Regions from separate parts of the Homo sapiens genome. Here all the other regions are linked to region 3. Evidence: chromatin loops called from intact Hi-C (ENCODE). Cell type or tissue: MCF 10A. All regions are shown on one strand.

The links. Hi-C counts contacts between places; a loop is a spot of excess contacts. Peaks named below come from ENCODE experiments on the same cell type or tissue, not always from the same donor. Only the 100,000 strongest peaks of a DNase experiment are listed, where the experiment ranks them.
Region 1: a loop joins it to region 3, with 12 times the contacts of the local background. A loop is called at or near these places in 48 of 110 quality-filtered maps.
Region 2: it touches region 3 in a loop (13-fold over the local background); 13 of 110 quality-filtered maps call a loop at or near these places.

The regions. Positions count from the first base shown.
Region 1 is chr11:116,450,237-116,458,236 of GRCh38, reverse strand. The region is part of intron 1 of LOC107987166 (a long non-coding RNA gene); the gene reads left to right. Among named protein-coding and RNA genes, the nearest start is that of LINC02151, 46 kb to the left of the region's middle. RefSeq lists an enhancer at 7,601-8,000. In MCF 10A, a CTCF peak has its summit at 4,021 (motif pointing left); no DNase peak of the experiment used is centred here.
Region 2 is chr11:116,510,273-116,518,272 of GRCh38, reverse strand. No RefSeq gene overlaps it. Among named protein-coding and RNA genes, the nearest start is that of LINC02151, 14 kb to the right of the region's middle. In MCF 10A, a CTCF peak has its summit at 4,202 (motif pointing left); a DNase peak (open chromatin) is centred at 4,152.
Region 3 is chr11:116,637,632-116,645,631 of GRCh38, reverse strand. LINC02702 (long intergenic non-protein coding RNA 2702) reads right to left here and starts at 6,210. Exons shown (of 3, transcript NR_135069.1): 1 at 6,095-6,210. It overlaps LOC107984372 (a long non-coding RNA gene), which reads left to right and starts at 6,318. Exons shown (of 4, transcript XR_001748078.1): 1 at 6,318-7,300. RefSeq lists a silencer at 3,892-3,991 and enhancers at 3,249-4,078, 4,079-4,908. In MCF 10A, a CTCF peak has its summit at 3,891 (motif pointing right); no DNase peak of the experiment used is centred here.

The DNA.
Region 1 (8,000 bases), 190 kb after region 3:
TCCTGTCCACCTGGAGGGCCCATTCCTTCTGTCTCGGCCAGCAGGCCTGCCTTTCCTCTTCCTTCCCACTTGTCCCTTCCCCAGCCCACCTCCATCAGTGATGTGTAACGGGGACAGCCTTCCGCCATTTGCACAATCCTCCCCCGCCCCTGGCCCCCCACCAGCTGCTCTGTTTCAGGTGTCCCCCACTTCAGGGGGATGACACCTTTTTAAAGAGACTGTTGTTTCCGGTGACACTGACAATCCTTCAGAATTGACAAGACCTGTCTCTGCATCTCCCTGCCTGCCGCCGGGCTCTCAACCTGGGGCCTAAGTGATTTGTCATCTTCTCTTGTCAGTCGCCGGCTCAGCTGGTGATCCTGCTCCTCCCTCCCCACTGGAGCCATAATCCTCTCCCTCTGATAACACAATTGTCTCCATGGCACTGAGCAGCCCTCATGGCACTGCAGGGGCTCTCGGCCCACGGAGGAAGGTAGAAAATAACAGCAACAAAGACCTTCTTTAGAAAAGAATAACGTCCATCTCCATGTCTGCACCCACTCCCCTGCCTCTTCCCCTTCCTCAGGAAAAAAACTGCTAGCGGAGAAGATACACAGAAACTAGGGGAAGGGCAGAAGGCCCTCAGACAGAGGGCTCTGTTTGCTGCTGCTGTTCCTTCTGAGTGAGATTACTTTTTTTCCTATCTAAGCAGCGTGCCAGAGAGAGCTGGCTCCTGCCCTGTCTCCTCAGCAGGACAGGCCCAGCCTCCAGAAGCTGGTGAGGAGCTGCTGGGCCTTGGGCTGTCCTCATCATTACTCCACCTTAGGAGGCCATGGGACTCGGCTCTAGGAGGCAGGGAGCCAGGCAGGGATGGGAAGACAGTGCAGGGTTTGGAATTCCCAGTGATCTCTCTGCAGGGCTTACAGCTCGGCCTGGAATACGTGCTCAGCTCACTCAAGTCAGTCCTCAGAGTTTTGTATGTTTTGAGGGTTCTATTTGATCCCCCAAGCCTCTGTGCGGGGCTGCTTCTGAGTGTCTCTCTCTCCAGCTGTGTGGCCTGCCATGCCAAGAGTGCTGGGCCAGCTCTCAGGGCCTCAGGGCTGGCTCCTCTTCCTGTGCAGGGAGCAAAGTGGGGTGGAAATCCACCTGGATCTGTGTGGTCACTCACTGGCAGGACAGTGCTCTGTAAACTTCCTAACCTTAGGTTTCCTCACCTGTAATACACACTAACAGTCTTACTTAATCTATGTGATGATCGCATTTGTTCCAGGACCACTCTACCCCCACCATGGATAATTCATGGATGCTCAAGTCTTGCAACAGGTCTTGCAGAACCCACAGATAAGAGAACTTGGCCCTTGGCATCCATGGGTTTTGCATCCTGAGAATACCATATTTTCAATCCACAGTTGGTTGGATCTGACGATGGAACTCGCAGATACAGAGAACTGACTGCATAAGGAAACTGGAAAGCTCTCTGTGCAACCGTGTTTACAATGCTGTTGCTAATGAGTCTTTTGCCTCCTTCGGTCTCAGTTTCCTCATCTGTAAGTGGAGGGTAACTCTGCTGACCTCTGCATTATGATAGTATCACTTGAGGAGGTGGACATGAAAACCCTTTTGAAGTGTGAAGTTTATGAGAGATGGTTATCTGAAACCTTCCTTTTTATTTTTATTTTTATTTTTATTTTATTTTATTTTATTTTATTATTTTATTTTATTTTATTTTATTTTATTTTATTTTATTTTATTTTTTTTGAGACATAGTCTCACTCTGTCACCCAGGCTGGGGTGCAATGGTGTGATCTTGGCTCACTGCAACCTCCATCTCCCAGGTTCAAGCGATTCTCCTGCCTCAGCCTCCCAAATAGCTGGGATTACAGGTGTGCGCCACCATACCCGGCTAATTTTTTGTATTTTTGGTAGAGATGGGGTTTCACCGTGTTAGCCAGGATGGTCTCAATCTCCTGACCTCATGATCTGCCTGTCTCAGCCTCCCAAAGTGCTGGATTATAGGCGTAAGCCACCGCACTGGCCCTGTAACCTTTTATACCTGTGTGCCTATCCCTTAGGGGAGACCAAATAAGATAGAATTTGTTTTAAATGCTCAGAAATGGTTTCCAGGATGCCCAAATCCTTATTTTCCTTTGCTAATTCCCAATCCCTACTTGCTTTGGCCTCACATATTCCCCAGACTCTGTTGTTGCATCCCTGCTTAACCCTCTGTCCCCAGGACAAAGTGTGAAAGTCATGCATAGCTGACAACATGGCTCTTGGAGACCAGCCTCCGTCCATCCTCCTCTCTTGCCATTCTCCCATTCACAGCTCTAGTGAACCTGAATTTTGACTTGTTAGAAAGCACCAGGCTTTCTCTGGCCTCTGGGCTTTTGCACATGTTGGTTCTCCTGCCTGCTAACTCCTACTCATCCTTCAAATATCAGTTTAATGGCCACTTCCTCCAGGAATCCTTTTGCATTAGTCTGGGTGTCCCTGATCCAAGTCCTAGCAGTGCATTTTTTCCCCTCTACTGCAATTGACTCCTTGCTCATTTATGTCTCCCACTTGACTGAGCTCCACAAAGGTAGGGCCTTGCCTTTTTTGTTCTTTGGTATATTCCCAGCACCCAGCACAGTGCCTGATGTGTAGTGGGTGCTCAAAAAGCATTTGCTGCAGCAAGGAATAGTAGGTGGGTTTACGACAAATAAAAATGAGTGGGATTCTGCCTTAGTCATGTTGCCGAGAGCTCTTCTATTCATTGAGTGCTTATTAAGTCCCCTTGTGAGCCAGACTGTCCACTAAGCCCAGCAGCTCCTGGGCTGCAGACCTGCCTGCAGAGGTGTAGACATTGTGAGGCAGACGTCGTATCAAGCAGAGCAGGTAAGAGTGGGATGAGGCAGCCCTGGGTGCCTCAGCTCTGCTCCTGAGGCCTGACCTTAAACCCCTGCCACCCCCCAGCCTTTTTTCCTAAGCCCAGACTCTTTCACAGCCAGGCTGACCTTGGTCATTCCCAGCAGAGGTGTCTCTGTCATAGCCCAGGCCTTTGCCTGGTTTCTGTCTTATCTGTGGATTTCTTGAGCTGAGCAGCATTGGTGTAGGAGGAGACAGATGGGACCACACCCAGCTAATCCTGCAAGGAGCTCCAGCCTGGCTCTGGGAAGTCCTATTGGAATATTAATATTCTGAGGAGGAAGCCAGTGATTACATTTTAGACTTCCAAATGGGCTTAGTAAATAGGCTTTGCTGAGAGGTGGGACAGACAGCTGGACCAGCAAGCAGTAACGGTGAGCAGCAGCAAGTGGTGATTAAGGAAGAGATTTGCTCCCCAGAAAGGGAACTCTCCAGGAGCTGCTTCCTGGTGGGAGATCTTTTCAGTGAATTCATTTAGGCAGTTCTTGCCTTCCTGCAGAGGTAGAAGTCCCTGGGTGTTGCTTTTTACTGTTTCTCTCTCTCTCTCTCTCTGAAGACCAGAGAAGAAGAATATATCCAATGACAGGAGAGCACATACTCATAGGTGGGTGTCTGTTGAATAATTAATTCATTCATCCATCCATCCATCCATCCAACCATCCATCCATCCATCCATCCATCCATCCATCCATCCATCCATCCATCTATCCGTTCCCTCAATAATATATATCGTGCACCCTTTCTGTTGGGTTCTGAGGACACAGCAGCGAGGAAGATATTCATTTGTCTCTCCATTCTTTCCTCCACACCAGGATGTAGTCTGGGTCCAGAATATAAGTCAAAACACGTGCAGCTGCTCAGTTTGCCTCTATCAGACCCAGGTCACTTTCTCTGCCAAAGCCTGGCTAGCACAGTGGATATGTCACATGGACACAGGTTGGGATGGCCTGGCATTCTGACCATCTTTGTGTTCCCAGCACCATATCGCTAAAGGAAAGAACCCAAGGTGACATAGGGGCACCAGGTCCTCTGGATATTGCAGCAGTCTTCCCAGCTCGTGTGGTGCCTGGTGCAAATGAGAAACCAGAACTCCTTCCTGGAGACACATCACTGCCACCTGCTGGAAAATGCTTGCAGCAAATATTCGACTCTGCACGGCCACAGTGCGAATGGTGCCCCTTAGATTTGCCTATTGGGTCTAATGCCTATCTGTGTGGCCCTGGTCCACTGCTTAGAGTGATCAACTCTGTAGTCCCACAGGGCAGTGGCTGCTGCCAAATATCTCCAGAGAAAGGTGCAGTGTTATGCAAAGCCCCAAATACCTGACAAGCCAATATCTATCTGTTTGCTATTAGCACATATTTAAAAAGTTCTATTAGATGAAAGATAACTGAGGGTAGAAATTTATATGATTCCAAACTACATGTGAAAATCTGACAAATGCAAAGGTGGAAAGTGCTCTAAAAAGATCTCATTTTCCTTCTTTCTTTTTTGAAAAATTTTGAGATAGAATCCGCTCTGTCGCCCAGGCTGGAGTGCAATGGTGCGATAATGGTGCGATCTCAGCTCACTGCAACCGCTGCCTCCTGGGTTCAAGCAATTCTCCTGCCTCAGCTTCCCAAGTAGCTGTGATTACAGGCACGTGCCACCACACCCAGCTAATTTTTGTATTTTTAGTAGAGACGTGGTTTTGCTGTGTTGGCCAGGCTGGTCTTGAACTCCTGACCTCAAATGATCTACCTGCCTCAGCATCCCAAAGTGCTGGGATTACAGGCATGAGCCACCGGGCCTGGCCCTTTCCTTCTTTCTTATCTATATCTCTCCTCTACTCCAAGCTGGTGACAGATGGCATCACCACTCAGACAAATGCAAAACACTTGGCTAAAAACAATGCCCTACTCCTTGGCCCCCAGTACTCACACATTCTTTGGAGAAACTTTTCAAATATTTTTATTTGAGATTCATTGCCTTATAGTTTAAAGGATTAAATCCATTGCTTTGCTGACCACCTCCTCTGGGGACAAAGGCCTGAAACCCCTTTGTCCCCAGAGGAGGTGGTCACTAAAGCAATGGATTTAATCAGTAGGAAATGGAAACCTAGGTTTGCCTTAACGAATACCGAGGGCCTCTGTTTTCAACCCTACATGTGCTACAGTGTGCACAAAGGTGTACACACATTCATATGTGCATGCACACACTTGTTTGCACTTGTGTGTGCAGGTGTTGGGAGTAGGTGAGCCAGAGTCTAGCCTGGTGCCTCTTTCCCACTGCATCAATAAATGTGGGTTGATGAAAATGGTGACTGGGACCTTCCCCTCCCTGAGTTTTGCAGGTAAAATAAAGGTGTCAGTGCTGCATGATTTTACTGGCTACCCTGAACCCAGTGGTTTTGTAAAGTGATCGGCGAGTGTCCAGGAGCATGTCTCCGGGGTGGGTGGCTCCAGCTGCAAAGGCACACACCAGGCCCCCACATGGCAGGAAAGGGCTGGCCCAGGATCCTGAAACAGTCAGAACAACACATTCCCAGGCTGAGCATCCTTGCTCTGCTCTCCTTGGCCATGGGAATGCGGGGACTGGATCCCTTCAGCTGTGAAAGCTCTCGCTTGCTTTCTGCCTTCCCTTACATACATCATCTGTTCAATGCAGCTCAAGCTCCAAGCCAAAGCAGCTCTCAGCAAACATGCTGAGCCTGGTGGTGGGCATCAGATAGAGTCAAAACTGCTCGGGGGCAGTGCTGGCCACCTTGGCAGTGAGACATGCCAGGCCACATGCACAGAGGGCTCTGGGGAGGACCAGTGTGTTGTGATACTAAGAGTCAGAGGATGCTTCATCTGATCCTGGCTTGTATCCATCTATTGATCCATTCAGGTGCTGAATAAATGCTCATTAAGTCCCCTGTGTGTAGGCTTTGTGTTGTGGGCTGTGGGGGATACATAGATGAATGACACATGATTCCAGCCTGAAGAGCTTACACAAGCCACCCCAGCACAAATCCAAATGTGCTACTCAAATGCCACGGGGGTCTCAGGAAGCAGAGAGCACTCCCAGCTAGAGATTAGGAAAGGCCTCATAGGGAGCTGGCATTTAAGCTTGGATAATGGCTGGGATTTCAGCAGGTCTTGAGGATCTGCTGAGGACAAGAAGGAGGCGTTTCAGCAGAGGGCAATCACCTGGAGGGAGGAAGACGGGGGAAAGCACATGGCATATGACAGGTCTTGAGGTCTGGCCACAGTGTAAAACTGGGGAGGGGATTGAGAGAAGATGGGACAGGGAGGGTGACTGAGGACTGATTAGCAATCGAAGGAGTCATGTCAGCCAGGGTTGGTGTGGTAGGTAGAATAATGACCCCAAAGACATCTGTGTCCTAATCTCCAGAACCTGTGACTATGTTACTCTCCATGGTCAAATGGACTTTGCCGATGTGATTAAATTGAGCATTTGAGGTTAGGGTTGAGGGTGGGTGTGTAACCCTGAATTATCAAGGTGAACCCTATATAATCACAGGGGTCCTCATGAAAGGGAGACAGTAGAGTTAAAGGAAGGAGAAGACCATATGATGACAGAAGCAGAAATTGGAGTGATGTAGCCACAAGCCAAGGAATGCTGGCAGTCCATAGAAACTTGAAGAGGTAAGGAGTGGATGTTCCCCTGGAGCCTTCGGAAGGGACAGAGTGCTGCCCACACCTTGATTTTGACCCTATAAGAGTCATTTTGGATTTCTGACCTGTAGAAGTGGGACAGGATAAATTTGTGTTGTTTTAAGCCACTAAATTGGTGGTAATTAGGTACAGCAACAATAGGAAACGTACGGTTTGAAACACTCTTCCAGCCGTTGTAGTTTCTAACGTAAGGTATTTCAGTTTTCTATCAGACCTTAGTCTCCTATATTTTAAGGGGTTTAAGAGTAGTACTTACTTCTTAGGGTTTTAAGGATGAATCAAGATCACATATGTAAAGCACTGCATATGCAATTTATTATAGCCACTAGGACTATTATTATATTATTTCTGCAGGCCATGTGGGGCCCACCACCTCATTCTCACCTTCCCCACTTTCCCCAGCCTGGCCTCCTTCCAGTACAGTTTTCCCTTTTCTTATTCCTCCTGCAGCTTTCAGTGACTTCAGTAACTCAGGCTGCTGGAGCCTCGCTGGGCTGCATATTACAGGTGAAGGATATCACCGAGACTACCTACCCACCCATCATTTAAAACATAATGTGCAGGATTAGATGCCTATTGATGGACCTGCCACAGGTTCACAGATCTTAATACTGATTGAATATTAACATTTTAAAAAACTAAGGCTGGGCACAGTGGCTCATGCCTGTAATCCCAACACTTTGGGAGGCTGAGGCGGGCAGATCACTTGAGCCCAGGAGTTTGAGACCAGCCTGACCAATGTGGTGAAAGTCCGTCTTTACTGAAAATACAAAAATTAGCCAGGTGTGGTGGTGCACAACTGTAATCCCAGCTACTCGGGAGGTTGAGACATGAGAATCACTTGAGCCCTGGAGGCAGAGGTTGCAGTGAGCTGAGATTGTGCCAGTGAGCTGAGATTGTGCCACTGCACTCTAGTTTGGGCGACAGGGATACTCTGTTTCAAAAAAATAAAAAATTAGTTGTATATTTTGTGGTAATCACAGATAATAAAACAGATTCACTTTAGGTACTTTCATGCGTGTCCGTGTGAAGAGATCACCAAACAGGCTTTGTGTGAGCAACAAGGCTGTTTATTTCATCTGGGTGCAGGCGGGCTGAGTCCGAAAAGAGAGTCAGCGAAGGGAGATAGGGGTGGGGCCGTTTTATAAGATTTGGATAGGTAAAGGAAAATTACAGTCAAAGGGGGTTGTTCTCTGGCAGGCAGGAGTGGGGGTCACAAGGTGCTCAGTAGGGGAGCTTTTGAGCCAGGATGAGGCAGGAGAAGGAATTTCACAAGACAATGTCATCAGTTAAGGCAGGAACGGGCCATTTTCACTTCTTTTGTGGTGGATTGTCATCAGTTAAGGCAGGAACCGGCCATCTGGATGTGTACGGGCAGGTCACAGGGGATATGATGGCTTAGCTTGGGCTCAGAGGCCTGACAGGTACAACATTTAATGAGTATAACAACCAAAT
Region 2 (8,000 bases), 130 kb after region 3:
AAAAATATTATCTGGGCATGGTGGCAGACGCCTGTAATCCCAGCTACTCAGGAGGTCGAGGCAAGAGAATTGCTTGAATCTGGGAGGCGGAGGTTGCAGTGAGCTGAGATCACACCACTGCACTGCAGCCTGGGTGACAGAGTGAGACTCTGTTTCAAAAAAACAACAAAAAAAAGGATGACACCAACCACGTTGATGCCTTGATATCAGACTTCTGGCCTTCAGAACTATGAGAAAGTAAATTTTTGTTCTTTAAGCCGCCCAGTCTGTAGTCCTTTGTTATAGCAGCCCAGCCCAACCAAGCTAATATGCCCTCTTTCCCCCTTCAGCCAGAGTGAGCTTTCCAAAGTGCAAAGCTGACCCCTGCTCTTCCCCACTATGAGATAAAGCCCAGTGTGGTCTGCAGGCCTTTTCATCATCTGGGCCCTGCCACCTCTCTGGCCACATTTCTCACTGACACCCCAAACCCAACCTCATGCATTAAGCTCCAGAGATATCCGGCAAATCACATTTCCCTGGACAGACCGTGCCTCTTCGCACCACTTCTCTTCTGTGAGGATGGCCCTGTGGCTGGCTCCTGGCCGGCTGTAAAGCCCACTCAGACTTCACCCCTCTGTACAGCCTTTTCTCACTCCTCCCTCCGCCTTGCATGCTGTGCCTGGGTCATCTGTTCTGCGAGGCTCACTGATAGAATCAACCCTGTTTATATCCCTCTGTTAGAGAGTCAGTCTCTCTGAGCTTAGGCTGGACAAGAAGGTACCCAATAAACTTTGGTTGAATTGAGTTGTATTTTGGATCTATAGGGCCATGGACCTGTACCCTAAGGAGAAAACAAAAGAGAGGCACCTGGTTGCAATCTGGCTCCTGCTAAGCCTGGCATGAGCAAGTATGTCTTCTGAGAGTGATTTGCTGCTCCCCTGACGTGCAGCTGGGTGTGTTTGTTGGCTGTGTACACAGCACAGCTGGTTGGTCAGCGTCTCATTTCTACAGGACAAGGACATCTCTGATCCCTAGTCATGACTGCCCCAGGCCCAGCATAGTTCAGTGAAAGGCACTAAGAAGGCTTAAAGCATGCTTCGGGGCAGAGAACAGAGACTAAGTGTATTGTCTCTTACCTCTAAGAGGTATGGGTTTGAATCACGACTCTGCCACTTAGCAGGTATGTGACTTTGGGGTAAGCTGCTTAACCTTGCTGAGTCCTATTTTCCTCATATGTCAAATTAGAATAATAACATCTACCCTGTAGTCATGTTGAGAGGATTAAATGCAGTTCTCTTTCTGTCTTCCCACCCATCTGCCTTTCTCTCTCTTTCTATCGTCTCTACCTATCTATGTATTTTTCTATCTCTCCATCTATCATTCATTCATCTATTACCTATCTGTAATCTATCTTTATCTATCATCTATCCTTCAATCATTCTATCTATTTATCTATTATCTACCTACCTACCTATTTTTTTTTTTTTTTTTTTGAGACAGAATCTCACTCTGTCACCCAGGCTGGAGTGCAGTGACGTGATCTTGGCTCACTGCAGCCTCCGCTTCCTGGGTTCAACTGGATCTTGTGCCTCAGCCTCCTGAGTAGCTGGGACTATAGGTGCATGCCCCCATGCCTGGCTAATTTTTGTATTTATTTATTGTTATTTTTAGTAGAGACAGGATTTTGCTATGTTGGACAGGCTGGGCTTGAACTCCAGGCCACAAGTGATCCACCTGCCTCTGCCTCCCAAAGTGCTGGGATTACAGATGTGAGCCACCATACCTGGCCCCTATCTTCTATCTATCACCGATCTATCTGTCTATCTATGCATCTATCAGTGTCTTGCCCTGTTCCTGGCACATACCAGTGCTTGGTAGATGTTAGTTTTACAAGCTGCAAATGGAATATTCTCTTCATTTCCCTAAGCTTAAATGACAGGGTTCAGAGAGAGAAGGAATTTTTCCAAGGCTATTGAGATTTTTGACCTGTGTCCCTACATCACCCATGGGCCCAGGGTAACAGCAACAATCATAATAGCAATTGCACACTCCATGGAGCACTTGGTAGCTCATAAAATGCTTCTCAGCCTACCATTCCATGATATGCACTCAGAAAGTCACTGAACCTCATGGCAGGAAGAGATGATGAGAGCAGTGGCAGCAGCCGCCATGCCATCTCGGGGCCCAGCTGCTGCCCATCTTGTCCATCACATTCAACTCTCTCTTGCCAGGAAGCCTGAATAGAGAAAACTCTTCCAGAGGCCAATTGAGCTTTCAAAGGTGTTTGACCTTGAGGGTCCTTTTCCAGGACTTGCAGAAAACGTGGAGGTGGCCAGGACCTGGGCGTCCTGTCTCCACCTGCCTGAGACAGCACCTGCCTGCTTTGCAGAGGTCGGCTCTCCCTGGCAGCCATCCCAGGCAGCTGGCCCCTCCCACGTGCCATCCCAGAGGCCATGTCCTTGTTCACGGACCATTGGGTGCAGGCTGCTGCTCTCTCCTGCCTAATTGCCAGTGTCCTTGTTAACACCCTCCCTCTGCCTTTGTGCCTCACACCCACCCAGCACTCCTGGAGCCCCCCATGAGTGACTCCCACTTGATGAACAAGATGTAAGTATACCAGTTATTAATCTTTCTACCAAGGCAATTACAGCCTCGCAACATTCCTCCTTGGCCACGTTGGCTCTTCTATGACAACCTTATCAGGTTGGCAATTTCAGATCTGCATTAAGTGTTCAGAAATCAATTTTCAGCTTATTTTGTGTTGCAAAGTTTGCCATGCCTGAAACCGCACTGCTAATTGAACAAGAGCAATTGATGTTTTAGCAGTAATTAAAGATGGTAATTATGACCAAATCTCCCCCATGGCCCTGCCGTGTTTGCTTTTGGACCTGTCAGAAGAGAGGGCGGGCCAAATCAATCTTAATAAAGTTGGCGCTTCAGAAGTCCCCCCAGAAATGGTGTTGCACTCAGGGTGGGACAAGGAAACCATAAGGGAAAAAGGGAATGGCATGTTTGGGGCTGTGAGTGCCTGGTCATTTGGATAGTCAGGTAGTCATCAGGGGTAGCCAGTGTGGTCCTCAAATGCCTGGCCAGCACTGAGCTGGAAGTGGGAGTGGGTGGAAGGAGCATTCCAAAGACATAGGCAAGAAAATTCTTGCCATTGAGATGCTTACAACATATCTGTGGAGAAAGGAAGCACGTGCATGCATGAAATAACTTCCAGATATTTGTTTTCATTCACAAACATTGCAGAGGGCCTGCTATGTGCTTGGTGCTAGGGGAACAAAAATAAAATGGTGTCATCTCAAATGCAACCACAAACAAGCACAAATGGCTATGACGTTTATATCTTTTATCCAGGAATTGTTGCCCATCTATGCTGTGTCCTTTGAGATTCTTCAGCCTCAGAGAGGCAGCTAGAAATATAGGCAGATCTCTGGACAGTGGTCCGAGGACTCCAGGCCTGATGCTACTGCTCCAAGCTGTGACCTTCCCAATGGGGACATCCATGGCTCCATTCAACTTTGAGAGTAGAGTCTGCAGTGAAATGAGGGGCTCATCCATCCCATACAGAACATCATAATCAGATCTGTACTGACCCCTTAAGTTCCTGTACCACAAGGTTGTTCCTAGGTTATTATTTACTTCATATGTCACGAGCAGACCTTCATGCTTGGGGATGTAAAGATGGCTTTTGAGCAAAAGGCTTGGGTAAATACCAGCCAGGGCTGTACTTGTAGACAGAAGGTTAATGTATTGAGAACTCACGTGATCCTCAGTCTACCAGTGTACCATAGAGAAGTATGCTTTGGGCTGGATGTGGTGATTCACACCTGTAGTGCCACAGTTTGGGAGGCTGAGGTGGGTGGATCCCTTGAGGCTAGGAGTTCAAGGCCAGCCTGGGCAACATGGCGAAACCCCATCTCTACTAAAAATACAAAGATTCACCAGGCATGGTGGTCCCAGCTATTCGGGAGGCTGAGGCACGAGAATTGCTTGAACCCAGGAGGCAGAGGTTGCAGTGAGCCGAGGTTGCACCATTGCACTTCAGCCGGGATGACAGAGTGAGACCCTGTCTCTAAATAAATAAATAAATAAATAAATAAATAAATAAATAAATAAAAGACACGCTTAATGCATGCTTGGGCTGGGCAAGCGGATGCACCATGGGTTGTATTCCAGGAGAGGACTGCCGCCCCCTGCTGTCGTTCAGCTGTTTTACAGGGAGAACTGGAGAGCTACTTTGCAAGACAATCTGAAGGCGGGTGCCAGCTGTTCAGGGGAACATTATACCAGGCTCCCCAGTGTTATAGCACTGGAAACCACAGGGAGCCACCAACCTCAGCCGGATCATTGCCAGGCCATCTAGAGGGAGCCACCAGGTCATCCAGTGGATGTTCCTGTCTGCACTTCCACAATGGCTAGGATGTGGTGCCTGACCACAGGAACTTTACAGTCTAGCAGGGGAGAAAACCCAGTATAATGTCATGACAGAGCTACGTGGTTTAAAGGAGCAGTGGAGGAAGGCCCGGGTGGGTGAGAGGATTCTTGGAAGCTGTGTCTTTAAGGCTAAGTAGAAGTTGAGTCGGTTGAGGCTGGGGGGAATCCCACTCCCTCAGAAGGGCACAGCATGAGCATGGGCGTGGAGGGCTAAGGCATCGTATCATGTCGTGGGAGCCACTCAAGTGCAGAGGCTGAGGCTGGAGGTGTGAGAGAAGAGTCTGGAGAGGGAGACAGGGCATGTTTGGGGCTGTGAGTGCCTGGTCATTTGGATAGTCAGGTAGTCATCAGAGGTGGCCAGTGTGGTCCTCTGAGTGAGTGGCCAGCACTGAGCTGGAAGTTGGGGTGGGTGGAAGGAGCATTCCAAAGACCTAGACAAGACACGTCAGGGTGTGTGAGACATGCCAAGCCATCTGGAGATGGGGAATGGGGAGTCACTCTGGGGGTCACGTGGAAGGGGTCAGGTGTGCTTTTGAGATAGTTCATCCTGACAGCTGTGTGGGTGGCAGGGCAGAGACAGATGTAGCAGTGAGTGCTCAGGGACACACTGCCTGGCAGCTGCTCATAGCATGATTCTTGCCTCTTTATAGAAAGGCTAGAAAGATTCCCTGGACAAACACCCTCCCAGCCTTTGTACCTGGTCATATGCAGAGGGTTGAGGCAATTGAGCAGAGAGCCTGGCCCATGGCTCAGTGATCCCCATTGCTCCCATACTCAGAACTGCTGTGTTCAAGCCTCTGTTTGTGAGTTAGGAAGAGTCAGATATAGGGTGACGGCCGCCTGCATAGCAGCAATGTTGGGCAATGTTGTGAAATAGAGTTTCTCAGAGATGAGAGAAAGATGAACAAGATTTCTGAACACAGAAATACCCACAAGCCCCTGCCTGGAATGTGGCCTGTGTTGGCCACAGGTGTGTTTCAAAGCATGGCTATCATGCACCATTCACATACTCACATAGACCCACCAAAATGTGCATGCATGTAGATGGACCTGCCTGAGTCTTCACACTCTGAGCAACAGAGGGCCATATATTTATACACACAGCAATGTGCTCAGAGAAGCCTAAAGTTATGCATTCCTGCGTGCTCATGAAACACGACCCATGTATATGCCATTTGCACCCACACCTAGGCACACAGGGTGGATATGTGTGCATGCTCTCCGCCCTGACAGGAATGTTTGCCCTCTGGTGCAGGTGACATCAGTTTAAAAAATGAGGTTATTTGGGGGCCAGACAGGTCTTCAATTAGAGGGCATACCTCTTCCAGGGGAGGAGGTTGGGATGGGAGTTGGGAGTGAATGCAGAGGACGAGGGTGGGAGAGAAGCTGGGGTTGGAGCCTTTGGCTTCCTCTGTGGATCTGCACCATTCTTGCCATAGCCTGGGTTGTGGAGGTGTTTATACCCCTCAGATGGGTCTCTCTGGTCTTCAGGGTCAGACCAACTTACGCTGACAGCCAAGAAAGGGCTGGCAGCTGTAATGGGAAGACATTGATTCTATGTCCACAGTGATGGGGAAAGTGAGTCAGAGAGTTTTCAAGTTTAGAATTCATTTTGCCCAGTCCCTGCTTGCACTGTCTAGTGACTAGACAGAGGCCTAGAGGCAAAAATGACTTGCCCAAGGTCCCACTGAAAGCTATGTGAGGATGCACCTTACTATAGCCCTGAGGCACCCTCATTAGCAAACCATACGTCATGGGCTGCAGGAGGCTTTGCTGGGTCTATGCAGCCCAGGCTTGGAGGTTTTATCTGCCAGCCTGAGCTCAGATTCTATTGGCCAGAATCATGCCGCTTATAGCACACCTTGGTGCAAGCTGAGAATCTGTGACAATGTGGCCGAGCCCCCTTACCATCAGACACCCCAGTCTTGCTCATCTGATACAGTGTATGTTTGGGCTTCTGCTTTATTGATCGATTGATTGATTGACTGAGATAGAGTCTCACTCTGTCGCCCAGGCTGGAGGACAGTGGCATGATCTCAGCTCACTGCAAACTCCGCCTCCCATGTTCAAGCGATTCTTGTGCCTCAGCCTCCTGAGCAGCTGGAATTACAGGCATGTGCCACTACGCCCAGCTAATTTTTGTATTTTTAGTAGAGATGGAGTTTTGCCATATTGGCCAGGCTGGTCTTGAACTCCTGACCTCAGGTGATCTACCCACCTTGGCCTCCCAAAGTGCTGGGATTACAAGGCATGAGTCACTGCTCTCAGCTGGGCTCCTGCTTTAAAAGCTCCTGACTGGTAGCCCCCTTCTGTCTCCCCTCCATCCTGTCCCCAGAGTCATATTTACTTTCCTAGTCAGGACCCTTTCCAAGAGCGACCTGCCCCCACACCCCCACCCCCACCCCGATGCCCCGCCCAGCTGCCTGTGACAGCTTAAGCCTCTTTCCTTTGGTACCCTTTCAGGAATAGAGAGAACAGCTGGTCATTTCTTCCTGAAGTTTTCTGATGCTAATCCTCCAGGCTGGTCCAACTTACAGACATAAACCTTGCAAGCACTTTCTAATCTCTGACTTCTCTAGAAAACAGCATCAGTGGAGAAGAAATCGGGGGTAGTGGGGGTTCCAACCAGAGGGCTCGTTTCCTCAATCTTAGCCCTAAAGCTCATTTTATCTGTACTTCACTGGGACCCTGTTGCCCTTTCCTGACCAGGGCTGCTGTGGCAAGACCATGTGGAGCCCAGTTAGGCAGAGTCAGGACGGTGGGAGGCCAGGCGAGGCCAGATGCCCCAGACTGTAGGTGGGGCTGGCTGCCCACGACGTGCCCAGAACCCCTGAGTTCAGTGCCTGCGGAGCCTCTTCTGCCACCTCAGACCCCACATTCTCCCCACCTTCTCCCTCTCAGCCAGCCTGTCTGTGTTCCTGAAGCTCCTTCCCTGGATGGGTGATTGATTAATTGATTTACATATTTATTAAAATGTATTTTAGTAGCGTCTTTGCCTTTGATGCCAAATCTCATTTTCTATTGTGGGGCTGCTGACAGCCGGCATTGTAAATGCAAAGACACTTTACAAAACAATTTAAATAGCAATTGCCACCAGCTTAAAAATGAGCAAAACAGACAAATAAAATACTGATGAGGAAATTGGCAGCTTCAGGACAAGGAGGGCCAGGGGTTTCTAAGCAGCCAGCAGCTCCGGGTGCGGGGACGGTAAAGGCCTTGTAATTGTCTCTTTGGCCCAGATTTTAGGTGTAGATGAAGTGAGGTTAAGAGTCGCTGCTCTTAGAGCAAAAGGGGCCTTGCCCTTAAAGGAGACTTGTCTTTGGGGAACTTTTCTGAGCAGAGGTTTATGGATGAGGGGAGCGGTCAGGCTGTGGGTCCTAGATCTTTGCCCTGCAGTCTAGACTTGCGAGCTTGCATCTGCCTGGTCTGAGGAGCACTGTGGGCACTGAGGCTGGCCTGAGGAGCTGGGACACCAGCAGGCAGTAGGGCAAGAGTGTGGTCTGGAAATCTGGTCTTTGGATTCTGGCCCCAGCCTGGCCCAGCTGTGAATCTTGGGCAGGTCATATTTTCCCTCTGGGTCT
Region 3 (8,000 bases):
ATTTTAAAACCAGCATACTCTCAACTGTTCTTTTTGGCTGGTAATGGTAAGCTACCCAGCTCTTAACCAGACACCAATCAGAGCTCCACCAAAGGTTCTTTGGGGATAGTTCCTCCTGACTGTGGCTCACAGCTGCTTCTGATCGTGGGAGGTGAGGGTGTCTTAAAACCCCCCTTCCAGTCCATTTCTAGCCACTTCCTTTTATTCTAGCTCACTGTTTTCTATTTATTCTTAATAACAATGATAGCTACCCTTAATTGAGTACCTGCCATGTGCCAGGCAGTATACAGATATTATCCATAATCCTTAAATTCTGCAAGGTGGGGAAAGGCAGGTTCAGAAAAGTTAGGTGATTTGTCCTGGGCCACACACTAGTCCCTGGCAGACCCAGGGTCACCCTGGGCTTCCCTGGCCTGCCTGCTGCGGGCTCCTGCTGCCCCCTACCTGATGAGCCTTCCCCTTGTCTCAGCCCTGCCCTGTCTTCAGGACCTGGCTCAGGCATGGCCTGTCGGGGAGGCTCCCTCTGATGGGCTCCTGGCTGGCAGTGAGTGATCTGGGAGTCCCTCCATGTCACCATCTTCTCGTTGTTTGTGTACACACCTTGTTTCCCTCACTAACCCGTGAGTGTCTTCAGGGTACATGTTTGTCAATGGTCCCTGTGTCCCCCAGAGTGCCCAGCAAAGCACCTGGCACATAGCAGTACTCAGGATTTGGGACACAAGTGATTGGAATGGTCCCCCCGGCCAGACAGCTGAGATTCATCGCCTTTAGCAGGTCTCAGGGAAAGGGTCAGAAACCCAGGCTCCCTGCACCAGTCTGCCGTGACTTTTTCCTGCCTGTGCCCTGCTGTCCAGAGCCAATGGCCCGGCCCCCCTCACTTCAACACGGTCATGTGGGCTGGCTACTCCTGGCTGCATTGCTGCTGCCCGCCCCGCTTCACCCCCCTTTCTCTTATCATAGCTCCCAACTCCCTGCTCTTTCTTCCCTAAATTGATTCTCAGCAAAATCTCTCTTTATTCTGACTTCTCAGACCTCTTTAGGTTTGTTCCTGGAATCTTTTGTCCCTCTCCCTCCCCCAGCTCATCCGGGTCACTCTTCTTGGCCTCTGTCCCCACCCGCCCCTCCCCGGATGGTAGGACCTGTTGCTGCTCTCCTGCCTGTGTCCCCACCCCCTGCCATGCCCCTCCCTGTGCCCATCTCCCCACGCCCATCTCCTTGGCTCTCGTCTCCAAGGTTACGTAGCGAGTTTGCCTATCTCTGCTCCCTCTTCTCGCCTCCCATGTCTGAGTGGTTCCTCCAGGGAGGGTTGTGGGGGGTCCTGGGGGTGGGCAGTGGGGAAAGATAGTCTTCCGCCTTCCCCCTTTTCCCTGGCCCTGTAACTGCTGGTCCATCCTTTGTCCCTCTCTCCTCCCCTCCCTGCTTTGTAACCTTCTCTCGGTTTTTCTGCTTGTCTCTTTTTCTCCTCTTGTCTCTTTTCCCCATCTTTCTTTTTTCTCTCCTCTCTCTCTCAATTTCCACCTCTCTCTGTTTCTGAGTCTCTCTCTCTGACATGCTCGCTATCATTCTGTCTTTGCCCTCTTCCTCTCTGAATTCTTGTTTCACACTCACAATAAAGAATTATCCCAGCTCCAGTTCCCTGGGTGGGCCCTCATCAACATCCCATCCCGGTCTCTTTAGGTGTTGGTGCCAAACGGTTTTGCAGGAGGACATTGAAAGTCTGAAGCCCAGTGCGGGGCTGAGTTCTATTTAGGGCCGGTCATGAAGTGCTTTGGGAAGGGGAGAGGTATGCAAGCATGTGTACCCCACTTTCCAAATATATGCCAGGCCAAAGGCAGACTGGAACCCCACCCACCTTCTGTGTGGCCAGGCAAGCCTGCGCAGGCAGAGGCTGAGGCTGAGAGACACCCCCAGGTGTCAGGGAGAATGCCGTCGGCCCACCGGAGGCTCCTGCGGGCTGTCTGTGCTTGCAGTCTACAGGTGGACCTATTTCCGTCACACCAGACAATGCTCACAAAGAGCCCAGCCCAGAACCTGGCATACAGCAGGTGCTCAGTAATTGCGTGTCTCCTTTCTGATTGGGGTCAGAGGGAGGTGCACAGGGCTTCTGGCCTCCTTGTCAGACATGATGCACCATTCTGGAATAAATAAACCTTTTTTTCCAAGAACCTTTTGAGGGACTTTTCCAGAAAAATTAAGAGAAGAATTTTTTTTCCTTTCAGAAATGTTCATTCCCCTCTGCTGAAATTTTCCATTTTTCTGACTTTCATATCTGTACCTAAACATAGTAAATGGCTTCCATATTTTAACATGATCATTACATCTTAATGCATCTTTATGTTCCTAAAGTAATAGTGATCTTATAAAAGACCCTAGAAACAAGACTGTGCATACATTTGGACCCCCTCACATTTTCCCCTTGGCCTCAATGTTTCTGCCCCTCCCCCCACTCCCCCTGCTTTATGTCTCTAGAGCCCTGGGAGATCAGGCTGACATGACAGGTACTAGAGTCTCCTAAATATGGGAGTAAGAAGGTGGTTCTCAGCTCAGACCCAGCCCAGTCAGGCCCCATCTGTCCACCCAGGATGGTCAGGTCCAACCAGGCCCAGCCAGACCTTGTCAGATCCAGTTAGGCTGATGGAAGCTTCAGCTCTTAGTGTCTTTCCTGGCCCTGTAGAGGGATTCTTTTTGGCTTCTTCCCAAATTCTCAGGACAAGGTAAGGAATCAGGGTCAGGGATGGGTTCCTAGCTCAGGTCCCTACAGGAATAGGAGGACAATCTGTACTACTCTGCCATTCTCCCCTCCCCTACAAATATTTGGGAACATATCTTTACTGTGCGCTAGGTCTAGGCCATCCTCCAGCCCCTAGGAATGCTTCTTATCTTCTCTGTTGATCTGTTACAAGTGCCTTTTCAAAAATGGATGTATAACTCACCTCTTCCTGGAAGCCTTCCCTGATTAACTCCATGCATCCATTCAACATGCATTTATGGAGTGTCTGCCACATACCCTGGACTATAATGGACACAGGGAATACCTTAGTGAACAAGATAGATAAAGTTCCTGCCCCTATGAAGCTTGCATGGGAGAGACAGGGAGTAAACAGAAAAACAGCTACCATGGGTGACAAATAGGGGATCTTACCCTAGCTAGAGGGTCAGGAAAAGGCCCAGCTCACTCTCAAAGGAAAAAGACCTTGTCTTGAGAGGGAAGTTCTAGTCCATCTTGGCCACAAACTAGTGGTGTGACCTTGGGCAAGTCACCTATCTCTGAGCTTATTTTCCTCAACTGTGAAAGAAAGGGTCCCTTTCTGCTCTAGAATTACGTGTTTACTTAAAAGCAAATTTACTTTCAGACAGGTTTATAAACAAATTATTTCTTGAGACTTTGGCATTGTAGAAAAATGTGAAATTCTAATTACGCATAAAGAAAAAATAATAATCACAATGAAACAGTCAACCTAACAAAATCATTCCCATCACCCACAATTCCACCTCTCAGAGACAACTGCTCCTGGCATCTTGGGAATCTCAGCTCATGCGGAAGCAGGTAGCAAACTGTCTGCTGAGGTCCCTGGAGGTGTGCCCTCTCCCACTCACCCACCTCCTTTGTCTCTGCTCTGCCTCCTTGCACACATCGCGGCATGGAGTGGGGGACCCCAGCCAGCCCTGGGCCCTTTGGGGCAATGGCCCACAGTTTTTTCCCAAAGGCATAAGGCGTCTCTTTGGCTGCAGGGCTGCTCTGACATCTTGGGCCACATTTGATGGACAGTCCGCCCTGCCAGAGCTTGCTGGGTAGACCCTCTCCAGGCTCAGAGACGCTGTAGCAACGGAGAATGGGCAGCTGGAGCACCTGGGGCCCTGTCCACCCAACCGGGCAGGTGGGGATGCAGTGCAGCGTGTGGACAAAAGATGGCAGCACTGCACTACCTCAGGCCCGAGCTACAGCGGGCAGCAGGAGGGTTCCGCCAGGCAGGTGTATGTGCCAGGGTGTATGCCTCATAAGCAACCCCACCTGTGTCCTCCTCTTAGGACCCCCACCCTCTGCCCACCTCCATTTCATAATAACTCAGTGATACCCACCATTTATCAGGCGTGGACACCATGCTTGGCACTATGCTTGCCTTCCAAGGAACGCTTTGAGGTACCACCTTTTACAGGTGGGGAGCTGGGGCTTGGAAAGATGGAGTATCTTACTCAAGGCCACACAGTAGAGCTAGGATCCAACCAGGTGTCCCAGTCCTGGATTCTCTTCCTTCAGACCCCTTGGCCCCTACTCTGACAAGCCAGGCTGTTTTCTTCTGTTTGCACACCAGTCAGAGCCCTGAGACCCCTTCTCTGGGCTTCTGCTCCTGCTGTAAACCTTGGGTGCTGTTGGTGTAGCTGCTAAGCTCCTGAGTGTGTGGGGGCAGAGGCGGGTCGGCGCCTCGGCTGCCCTTGGGTGTGTGTCCTCCATGTGGGGCAGGAGGGGGATGGAATAACTCACAGGAGGCTGGTGCCCAGTCCTGCCTGGTGCTCTCCCACCCCCTGGCTAGTGCTGACTTGTTAGGCTGAGGGAGCTGACACCCTAACAGCGCCTGTCAGACTCCAATGAGTTGATGATGTGGAAACTGGTTATTAAGTGTAATAACAGTGGTTTGGTTTTTCCACAGTTCTGCCTGTAAGTGCCTAAGTGACAGCTGGCTTGTGCCATGGTGCTGCATGCTAAGTGGCCTGAGGATGGGGTACAGGGGAGGGTGTGAGGGGCTCTTCTAAGGTTCTGGTTGGAGGGAGGCCAGGAGGTGCTGTTGCCGGTGCCTCTTCTGTGGGTGAGGCCTTTCAGCCCATATGGGCCCTGGCTTCTTGGCCTGGGTCTGGGCTGGATGGAATGTATGGATTCGGGACAGCAAACTAGGTGGTGATGTGTCCCCAAACCTAATGGGTCCTCATATACACAGTCCCCCTCACTGACCTTGGCCCTGGATCAACAAGAACTGGATTGGAAATCTGGAAACTTGGAGTTTAAGCTTTGTCCCTCGTTGCTTGTAACCTTAGGGACATGGTTTAACTCTTCCAGTTGCCCAGTCTTCACAATGAAGGGTTTGAACAGGGTTAATTTATTCATTTAACTACAAGTGTCAAACCAATGAACAATGGATAGAAACTTTCTGTTAGATGAATGGATAAAGAAAACATAGTAAATACATACAGTGGAATATTATTTAGCCTTGAAAAAGAGGGAAATCCTGTCATTTGCAACAACACAATGGAGGACATTATGCTAAGTGAAATATGCTAAGTGAAATAATATGCTAAGTGAAATAAGCCAGTCACATGTATATGATGTATCAGAAATTGATTCCATGTATATGACATATCAGAAATTGTCAAACTAATAGCAGCAGAGAAAAGAGTTGGCTGCACCAACAGCACCCAGGGCTTGGAGCAAATTGTCAGGGGCTAGGGGAAGAGGCAAATGGGGAATTGTTATTCCATGCATATAGAGTTTCGGTTCTGCGGGGTGAATAAGTTCTAGAGATCTGCTGTACAACATAGTGCTTGTAATTAAGAATCTGGTATTGTGTACTTCAGAATTCCTTAAGATCTCATGTTAAGTGTTTTTACCACACACACACACACACACACACACACTCAAAGGAATATGAGAAACTTTGGGAAGTGTTGGATATGCATATTACCTTGATTGTGGCGATGGTATCATGGGTGTTTGCATATGTCCAACTTCACCAAACTGTACACATTAAATATGTACAGTTATTTGTATATCAACTATACCTCAACAAAGCTGTTAAAGGAAACTTGCTCTTAGACATATTTTGTTTGGCCTATACAGTGCTTTAAATTTAAGCACCCACATTTAATATTCTAGAATTTCTGATAGAGAGCCACACTTCTGACCTTCTTTCAAAACTGTAAGAATTGGTAACACTGGGCCTGCATGTCCACATGGCAACAATTGGCTGCAATCTTTCTCCCCTCACACGGGGTTTACACTCTCCTAACTTGCCACGGTCCCCACCACTCCCTATTGTATCCCCCACACAGGGGCTGAGTGCCAATGGCTATTGACTTATTGCACCTGATCCTCCTCACTCACCTGCATTCAGTGCCTGGCCCTGCATCGGATAGTCACTGAGGGCCCATTTTGTCCATGGCATCATGCTCTTTACATCAGAAATTATGATGATAAAGAGCTTAGAAGAGGGCACTGGGACCTGGGTATAATGAGATCATAGACATCTCCAACATCATTTTCAGCTGAGAATTCTAGAGTTCTGTAATGTAAGAAGTCTCTGCCCCTCCCTCCCTGAACTGTAAAAATGAACATTTTCACTCAGGGTGATCTCCATCTCCATGCTCAGGTCGGGAAGGGAGATGGTTCCCTTCCCACTGTCCGCATGCCTCATCCTGACCCTACAAATAATTTAACCCCCTGGATGTGTGGGTGGGGAGCTCTCATAAGCTAGCCATACACTTTCTCTCTCTCTCTCTCTCTCTCTCTGTTAGTTTCCTCATCTGGAAAAAACACCACTAGGTTGTTGAAAAATTTGGAGTTCGGGGCTTGAGTTTTCCAGGCTACATACGCTATGACTGACCTCGGACAAGTCATTTCACCTCTCTGAGTCTCCTCATCTGCAACATGGGAATAAATACTATCATTCCTGTATAAGAAAATGTGTTCGGGAAATGGGAAAGTACTATACAAATGAACAATTGTTATTAATTTTATACATAGCAGAAGATATTTTCTCCTCCTTTGTATCAAGGGGATGGCAGAAGAATAAAGTGAAGTGATAGGCATGTCACTGCCTTGGAAGGGAAATTGTTCCAGTCCACAAGGGATTCTTGTATTGTGATTATTAATATAGTTCACCAAATGGTCTTGGCTGGGAGCCTGAAGGTGTAGCAGCTGCAGGGACTTGAAGCTCTCCACCGCTGTGGCTCCTGCCTGCCTGCCTTCTCAAGACAGGTTTTCCCCTTCTCTAGGCTGGCGTTCCTCTGTCTCCCAGAATCCAGCTCTGATCGTCCTTTTCCCACAAGTTCTCCTGGATGATCCCCGCTCTTCCCGCACCCTATGCCGCCCTTACTTTCTGGGTGCAGATGTCAAGGACTATTGAGTGCCATCCTGGAGGGGTTTTAATGATCACCTCATGATTCTGCTGGTGGACATACTATTTTTTTTGAGCCCCCATCATGTGCCACGTACTGAATTGGTGTGAAAGAGATGAATAAGACATATGAAGCTCTTGATCTTGTGGAGATGACAGTGGGGAGGAGACAGAGATAACACACAAGGGAACAAGTGAGTACAAATGCAGAGATAATTAAGACCGTGGTAAGTCCCATAAAGAAAATAAAAGAGAGACGATGTGCTCCAGAGTGCTTGGGTGGTGGGGAGTGGTGGTAACAGAGGGTGGTTATCTCTTCTTGGAGGAGCTGACGTGAGCTGAGATGTGAAAGATGGAAAGGAGCAGCCATGGGGAAATGGAAGGAGATGCATTCCAGGTAGAGGGAATGAGGTTGGCTTGTCCAGGCTTCTTAATTAACCGATGAAGACAGAGCAGGGAAGTGTCTTGCACGAGGCTGCACAGCTAGTCATCAGCAGCAGAGCAGGACTAAAATCCTGTTCTCTGGGCATCCAGGCCCGTGGTATGCTAATGCAACCCTTATTTCTTCTTTGCAAGCAGGGCCTCTATGGAGCTCCTCACCTGTCAGTCAGCTTTCCACACCCTAGCCAGGGTCCTCCCTGTGCCCCACCCTCTGTCCAGGGTAGCTTCAAGCTTGCTCTTCCCCTGCTCTCCAGAGGTAAATGGGACAACACAGGAGCAGAGAGAAAGCAGAGTGGTTGAGTGGTTTCCGCCATTCACTGCTAAGCACAATAAACCCAGTGGAATCCCAGCCTTAAAATGGCCTTGTTTAATTAATGCTAAATGACTGTGGGACCCGTATGGATTTATACATTAGATCCACATTAACACCAAATCGTTTGATCACGAATAACT